Regions from separate parts of the Mus musculus genome. Here region 2 is linked to region 1. Evidence: chromatin contacts called from ENCODE POLR2A ChIA-PET data. All regions are on one chromosome and are shown on one strand. The core of a region is the stretch at or near the end of the contact, and the rest is flanking DNA. Distances in the headings are between cores, read along the strand shown.

The links. ChIA-PET counts read pairs that join two places held with the same protein, here RNA polymerase II (POLR2A).
Region 2: POLR2A ChIA-PET joins it to region 1 with 12 read pairs in embryonic stem cell. The contact joins the promoter of 4930579G24Rik here to the enhancer-like site in region 1. POLR2A ChIA-PET finds 5 or more read pairs at or near these places in 4 of 5 experiments (Patski and embryonic stem cell).

The regions. Positions count from the first base shown.
Region 1 is chr3:79,529,423-79,533,153 of GRCm38, reverse strand. All of the region lies in intron 1 of Fnip2 (folliculin interacting protein 2), which reads left to right. Among named protein-coding and RNA genes, the nearest start is that of Gm36442, 19 kb to the right of the region's middle. Within about 2 kb of position 1,278, at least 1 of the 3 ENCODE cell types and tissues checked has a DNase peak (open chromatin) inside an H3K27ac peak, as active enhancers do.
Region 2 is chr3:79,626,424-79,630,412 of GRCm38, reverse strand. 4930579G24Rik (RIKEN cDNA 4930579G24 gene) reads right to left here and starts at 1,334. Exons shown (of 2, transcript NM_029482.1): 1 at 1,057-1,334. The coding sequence starts at 1,236. It overlaps Etfdh (electron transferring flavoprotein, dehydrogenase), which reads left to right and starts at 1,646. Exons shown (of 13, transcript NM_025794.2): 1 at 1,646-1,895. The coding sequence starts at 1,862.

The sequences.
Region 1 (3,731 bases), core at 29-2,528:
GCTGTCCTGTCCCTTAAACTGGAACTAATTTTCATAATATTTGGATGTTCCCTGTTTGTTTGTTTTTTTTTTGTTTTTGTTTTTTTTGAGTTATTTTAGACAGTTGAAAGGTAAAAAAGAACCCATGGCCAGTTTGTGCCCGGGGGTCAAAACTTCGTGCAAAAAGGAATTCGTTCTCTCCTACTCTAGGTCTGTCTTCACACCATCAGTTTAGCAGTTGCCACAGAGAAGAAAATTCATTGTCATAGGTGTGTTGCAATCTGAAACTTGGGAAGTCTTTTTTTTTTTTTTTTTTTTTTTTTTTTTTTTAAGTTCATGGAGGGTGGCGGGTTCCGGTCCAATGTACGGCATGTAAAATGTCTTAAATCAACTGAGGTCTGGGCCTGGCATCCCTAGTTTTCCTTACCTTAAATTAGTGGGTAATTTATAAAGATACTTTTAGGACTAAGACCATAGAGCCAGCCAATGGTTCACCTCACCTTAGGGATGGACCCAGTAGTACTTTCTTCAACCTAATTCCAGGCAAAAGGAATTGGTATCATCACTCTGCTGTTGGTTTCTAGCCTTGACCTGTGTTTAGGGGATCACCAGCTCAAATTTATCTCCTAACACTCCCATATCCAGGTGAGCTATGTTGATGTCAGAAGCTAGCACTGTTCTAGGGCTCTGGTAATTCAGGGCTTTCTCAGCTTGAATAAGCCCAGGAATTCAAATGCAAGAGTTAGAAGGCTTTTTACCATCAGTTGCCTCTCATCATCATTACTTTCCCCCATCCCCACTCATACCATGGCCAGAGTGTGCCCCAGCTCTGCTTCTCATCCCACACGTCTCCTTCTACATATTAAGATCTCCATTCGACTCTTGTGGGTAGCCATCCTTCACTCACTGTGGACAGAGTTTTGCAAGGTTGTGGAGTAGAAGCTGTCAGCTGATACTTACTCACATGAGAACCATTAAGAGGGTGGTGCGGCCAATGTCAGAGCAACCTTGCAGCTGAAGGTTTACCCAGAGCCACATGAGCTGGGCTCGTGACTAGTGAAGGCAGGGCTGCTTGTAAACTCAGCTCGAGATGCAGATGGTGTGAGTCAGTGCAAGCTGCTGGACCTGTTGAGTGCACTTGAGTGCAGGCGGAGAAAAAGCAGGGAGAGATTTGTACTTGTCTACTTTATTATGGGTTTACTGAGAGCACATCCGCTTCTAGAAGTCATCCTGGGCTTCATTTGCATGATGAATGAACATCCCTTTTTTTAAGCTCCCAAAAGAGGAAGTTAGTAGTAGCTGGGCTCACGTGCTGTGCTTGGAGGGAAATGGTCTTTAGTCTGGAGCTGCTGCTCGTCACCGTGGCATATCCTTCAGATAATGAAGGAACTTTACAGAGTGGGCTAGTCCACACTGCTGGTCAGGATCAACTGAAGAGCATCTATGCCCTCAGGAGATGTGTGGTGGTACAGCAGACAGCACAAACTGGCCAGTAGGCCAACAGGAGTCAGCCAGATGTCTGACCGATACCACTTGTGGTGCTGGGAGGATTTTCAAGACACTTGTATGTGCAAAGATTCCAAAATGTGCCAGAGGAGGACGCGACACAAATTCCACAGTGCTCAACCACAGGTATGAATGTTTAGTTCTGTTTCAGTCTGGAAAATACTAACCACACGGGACTCTAAGAAGCTTTATTGATTTGAATTATGTTTTCAAGAATGCTTTACGTAGGAGAAATGTAGTTATTGGTGACTTGTAGAAACAAGTCCTTTCCTCTGTAGAAAAGATGTAGGTAGGCACAGGTATCTGTAGTGGCTCTTAGGAGTCTGTCACTATCTTAACTTCTTAAGTGTTCATTACCTCTGCTGGGGCCAACTTGTGTGGAATCGATTGTGTCCTCTTTTGGAACGCTGAGCTTTATAAGGCAAAAGGTAAAGCTCTGAGCTTTAACTTAGCACACAGAGGACCAGAGGACAGGCAAGGACTGGAGACCTGCTTTGTGGGAGTGCTGAAGCCAGCTGCTGAGGGAGAACCTGGTTCGACTCTGGAAAATGCCTTTTGTGAAAAGGATGTGTATGACAAACTAACTTGAATAGCGAGGTTGGCCATAAGGAGCACAGTTGGACCTGTTATATTCTTTCTAGTTACTTTATATACTTTTTAGATGTATTTATTCTATTTATATGTATAGGTTGTTTTGTCTGTTTGTATTTCTGTGCACCACTTACATGCCTGGTGCCAGGAAGGCCAGAGGACGTCAGATCTTCTAGAACTGGAATTAAAGATGGTTTTGAGCTACCACATAGCTTCTGGGAATTGAACCTGGACCCTCTGGAAGAGCAGCCAATGCTCTTAACCACAGAGCCATGTCTCCCAGCCCCTTTATGTACTCTGGAAGAACTTCTCTAGTAGTGGAACTTAATTCCGACGGTCATTTCCCAAGAGTGGTTCACATGCTCTCTGCTCTTCCAAAGGCACCTGTTCATAGAGCAAGAGGTCATGAAGGTCATGAAGGGTGAGGACCATGAGGACCCTGAGGATGGCACTGTGATACGTGTGCTCTTACCTGCTCCTGTCAGGAAAGAAGGGTTGAGTGGTGGGGAAGTGGAGCTCCACCTCTGGGAGGCAGCCCCAGGGCTGACTGCGGCATGCTACTGCTGAGCTATGGGGTAGGCTCAGGTTGTTTTAAAGAGTCTTCTCTGGGAGTTCAAAACTGCATCATTAGGACATTTTCCCTTCTGTTTTTTTATTCTTCTAGATTTCCAAATCCCCAAGATGTTATTTGGGGTGGCCATCCACAAAGGATAATAGCCTGGATCATGGCAATTTCTTTAAAATTTGTAAAAAACAAAAACAAAACCCAAAAAACTTTGTGTGAGTGAGTGGTTTTCAAACTTTTAATAAACTTCTTTTGTTATGACTTTAATAATTTTCACATACTTTAAATATCAGAATGCTTTGCAACCTGGTTTTTTTTCCCCCCTTTAACTTTTTAAAATTTTTTGTTCCTAGTGCTTGAAAGGATTAAAGATACATTTTCTGTATTTGAGTTTTGTGCAGTAAAAATGCCTTTATGGTCGAAACATACGTGTATTCAGAATGTTCTAGCTGCACTCAGTTGATACCAGCTTTGTTGGTACCATCCAGAGGAGCATAGCAGTCAGCAGCCAGTTGAACATGTCTTCCCTCTCTCCACCAGCCGGACTCTGCTCACATCAGTGGTGAGCTGCTTTAGTCTGATTGACACGTGTTGGCTGTGTCATCCACAGCACAAGTGTGCTATCTTCTGTCTTCATGTCTGACTCAGTGATCAGGGGAACTCAGTGGTTCAGTGGCCTAGTTCGTTTCTTCCAGGGGCAATTTGGGTTGCCTCCAGAACACAAGTGTCTTGCCCCACCCAGGAAAATGTGTTTGAAATTCGCTGGAATTCATTTCAGGTAAAACCAGTTGCCTCATCTGCTCTGTTCCCCTTCCTTCAACCTTAAAAATGCATGTGTGGGCTGGTAAGATGGCTCAGCAGATAAAGGTGCTTGCTGTGAATCTTCACAGCCTGAGTTCAGTCTATAGCTCTCATAGTAGAAGGAGAGCACAGACTCCCCACAAAGTGTCTTCTGACCTCCAGATGATGCTATGGAGTGTGTGTGTGTGTGTGTGTGCCACACAGACATAAATAAAAGGAAATCTATCTCTGTGTTTATCTATCTATCTATATGCATATATTTGTTACTTACTGTATTTTTCTGGCTTGC
Region 2 (3,989 bases), core at 85-2,584, 97 kb before region 1:
ATTTGTAACCTGTATTGTTTGGGGGGAGGGACCTGGACTAATACTTCAGCCATCTCTTTTGACAAAAGAATAAAAACCTGTCAGCCAGTTCTAGTTTCCAAATCTTTTGTGTGGTTATTCCACAACCCTCTCCAGGAAGATTGTCTGCTACATACTTCAGTCCTTTCTCCCTCTCAAAGAGTCCTTATAAAGTGCCACTGTAAACACATAAGTGGATGCTCACAGTCAGCTATTGGATGGATCACAGGGCCCCCAATGGAGGAGCTTGAGAAAGTACCCAAGGAGCTAAAGAGATCTGCAACCCTATAGGTGGAACAACATTATGAACTAACCAGTACCCCGGAGCTCTTGACTCTAGCTGCATATGTATCAAAAGATGGCCTAGTCGGCCTTCAATGGAAAGAACGGCCCATTGGACTGGCAAACTCTATATGCCTCAGTACAGGGGAACGCCAGGGCCAAAAAGTGGGAGTGGGTGGGTAGGGGAGTGGGAGAGGGTATGGGGGACTTTTGGGATAGCATTGGAAATGTAAATGAGGAAAATACCTAATAATAAATAAATAAAGTGCCGCTGTGACCCTCCAACCCCTCAGCGTTATACGTGTTGGGGTCAGGAAGTTATTTCTGGGAATTCGAGATTGAACAAAAACTTTACAGAATTTTTGCATTGCAAGATTCTGTTCTAAACTGTCCTATCAAATCCATCTGCCGGCTGTGATTAGCCCTGGTCCACTCAAGTCCAACACAGAGCCAAGTAAGCGACACACAACAGCATCACCAGCTGGCCCTGGGCTGGTGGCCAACTAGAAGCACAAGCTCGAGTCCCTTAGAAAGCACCAATGGGCAAGGAGGCAAGCTATGACCGCCCAAAGTGCTCCGAGGGATGGGAGGAGGCGGAGAGAGGATCCTGGCAGCGGGGCTGCGGATGACCGCTAGCAGAAGGAGAAGGAAAGAAAGATGCGGGAAGAGAGAGCCGAGGCTAGCCCTCAACTCCAAGAACCGCAGGCAGGAGCACCCTAGCTGCAATCAGCTCTCAGCCGCAACGGCGACACTCACGTCTCCGATCTGCAGCTCCACTTGCTCCAGCGGGTCCACGGTTGGACCGGGACTCCTGCTCGGATCCCGCCAGCCCAAACTCACTGGCATGCTGAGGGACGACGAAGAGGCGCCTGACGACGGAGATGAGGGAGGCGGCGGCGGCGGCGAAGAAGCCCGAAACTCCTCAGAGTCAGCCATGGGAGTGAGCTGGGGCTACTGGACCGGATCAAGCAACCGAACCCTCACCAACTGCCTTTCGACCGCTCGCGCCCAAAGCCCATAGGCTCCGCCTCCTCCCACACGGAGTCCCGCCCCATCTTCTCGTTTGTCTCTGCCCTGGACCCCAAGTACGTCTCATTTTTTCCAGACAGCCAATCAGATATCAAGCCAGGCGTCACCAGGCTCCTGCGCACAGCTCCAGGAGCTAAACACTACAACTCCCAGAATGCCTAGCAAATCAGCCTCGCTATGCTTCTAGGGCGCATGCGCACACGCGAGAGCTTGTCGGCCTCTTCTGCACACTAGGTTCCTGGCTGAGGATGACTGGGAGATGGAGTCTTCTGCCTTTTCCTGGCTTGTATGTGACCCGGAAACCTTACTGGCCTTCGTGTCCTCTGTGGCGCCGGCGCAAAGCAGAAGAGGGGCGGGTACGCCGCGAAGCAAGGGCGGTCGGCAGAGCCCAGACGCTGACAGAAGCTGAGCAGTCGGGGCTTCTTGGCAGGTGATGGCGCCCCTCGTAGCCTAGAAGTCCAGCACCCTCGGCAAGCCGCAGACCCACGCCTCTCTCCTTTGTATCTGGTCAAGTCTCCGGGTCACTTTGAACATGTTGGTGCGACTAACCAAGCTGTCCTGCCCTGGTGAGACGAAACTCCTGGTGGGGACAGAAGGAGCAAGGTGGATAAGTTGGGACAAAACAAGACTGGGGCCACACCCGGGGTACTGCCAGCATCTCTTTCCTTGTCTATTGTCTTAGGCTAAACTAGGGCAAAGGTCAATGCTGTCAGCGCCTGGTGGCCGACCCTACCTTACCGACCTTGGAGTTGCCCCAGTTGGCAGAATTATCATCTAGGTTAAAGGTCATGAGAAGAGAAAATTGTCAACACTGCCCCCTCGGTGGAGTTCCCCCAAATGCCGCTCCTAATCTTTACCTCAAGGCTCAGGTATTATCTGCCGCCTTATTAGGAATGGGAAAGAAAGAAAAACTTGTGTGGGTTTTCGCCTTGGCTCTGACCTGACTTTGCAGCCATAATAGTCTAATCTTAATTGAAGTCTGAGCTCTCATATCGTATTAACTCATATATTACCAATTATGTCTGGAGTCGGAATTTTTTCTGCATTATCCAGAGTTAACACCAGGCGTTTCTGTTATGGGTGTTTCTTAAAGCAGTTGCAGGATAGTTTTAAGTTTTTACTTAAAAACAACCCCCTCGTTCAAACAGAAGTTTAGAGGATCTTGAATTCTGTTGTAACTGGCTTAATATAAATCTTTACTGAAGTTAATTTGGCTGTGGGATTTTTAAACAAGTATTTGTATACTTGTTTAAACAATATGGTGTATATTCAAACCAAGCATCTATTATCCACAGAAGATGGTATGCTTTGAGAGCCATCAGTTTACAGTCTAATTTAGATGCAGTCTTGGATCTAGTCAGTGACTTTTCTTTAAACGCTAATTTGTTACATTTTCATTACTCAGTGTTACCTCTAGTGGTGACAACTAAATGTGCTAAGTATGTCGTGTATGGCTGATCCGGTGTTCAGTGACTCTGACTTTGCTTTCTACTGGAACTCTGTCTTTATGCCTAAATGTTCAGATGGGTCATGAGAGATACCATGCTCGTTTAAGCAAAGGAATAAACGTTATACCTTTTTAAAATTCTCTGGTGGGAATCAGAGGCCACGGTTCCAACTGTTCTCGAGCAAATTAGTAGCTGTACAAATAATAGAATGAATTTTCAGAAGTAAATGATAACTTGTATATGGTAAACTACAGGGTATAATAAATACCTTTTAAATGATGATAGTATGTTTGAACTCAACCAAATTTGCCTATAAGTACTTATAAATATCTTTCCCCCGTGAATTAGGGTAAAAAAAAAAAGATTTAATCTTGGACTTAATAAAGTATTTCAATATCATCGACTGATAGATTGATTTTTTTTCAAGGCAGAGTTCCTCTGTGTGGTCCTGGCTGCCCAGGAACTGGCTCTGTAGACCAGGCTGGCCTCAACCTCACAGAGCTCCATCCACCTGCCTCTGCCTGTGCTGGGATTAAAGGCCTGCACCACTACTGCCCAGCAATATAATACTTTTTAATGTGCAAAACAAGCTAGGGAAGATTTGTTTCCCTACCTCTTTAAAATTATCAAAAGAAATGTATAGTATTTACAAGACATTAGACTTCTACTCCAAATGTTTTTTTTTTCCCCACTTCATTCAAATTTATTGTCTTGATGCCAGGTATCACTTGAGAAACTATTTTGTTAAAATATTTAAAAATATTAACCATGTAATTGGTGGTAAAAATAAAATTAGTTTATATAAGAATAATTTGTTAAAAATATTTCGTCTTCTTTTTTTTTCTTTTGTTTTTCTTTTGTTTTGGTTTGGTTTGGTTTTTGGTTTTTTTGGTTTTTGAGACAGGGTTTCTCTGTGTAGCCCTGGCTGACCTGGAATTCACTCTGTAGACCAGACTGGCCGCGAACTCAGAAATCCGCCTGCCCCTGCCTCCCAAGTGCTGGGATTAAAGGCATGCGCCACCACACCCGGCCTTCTTCTTTCTATTTAATTAAGAAAAAATTTACCATGGCCTCAGGTTCCATGATTTCAGAGATAATTTCAGATCAATTACTGTTCTCAGAATTTGACAAGTATTAGAAGAAACTATCTGAATTCCTATTTGTCTGATGTAAATAGGGCTTATCGTTATTTCACATCTCAGAAAGTTATGA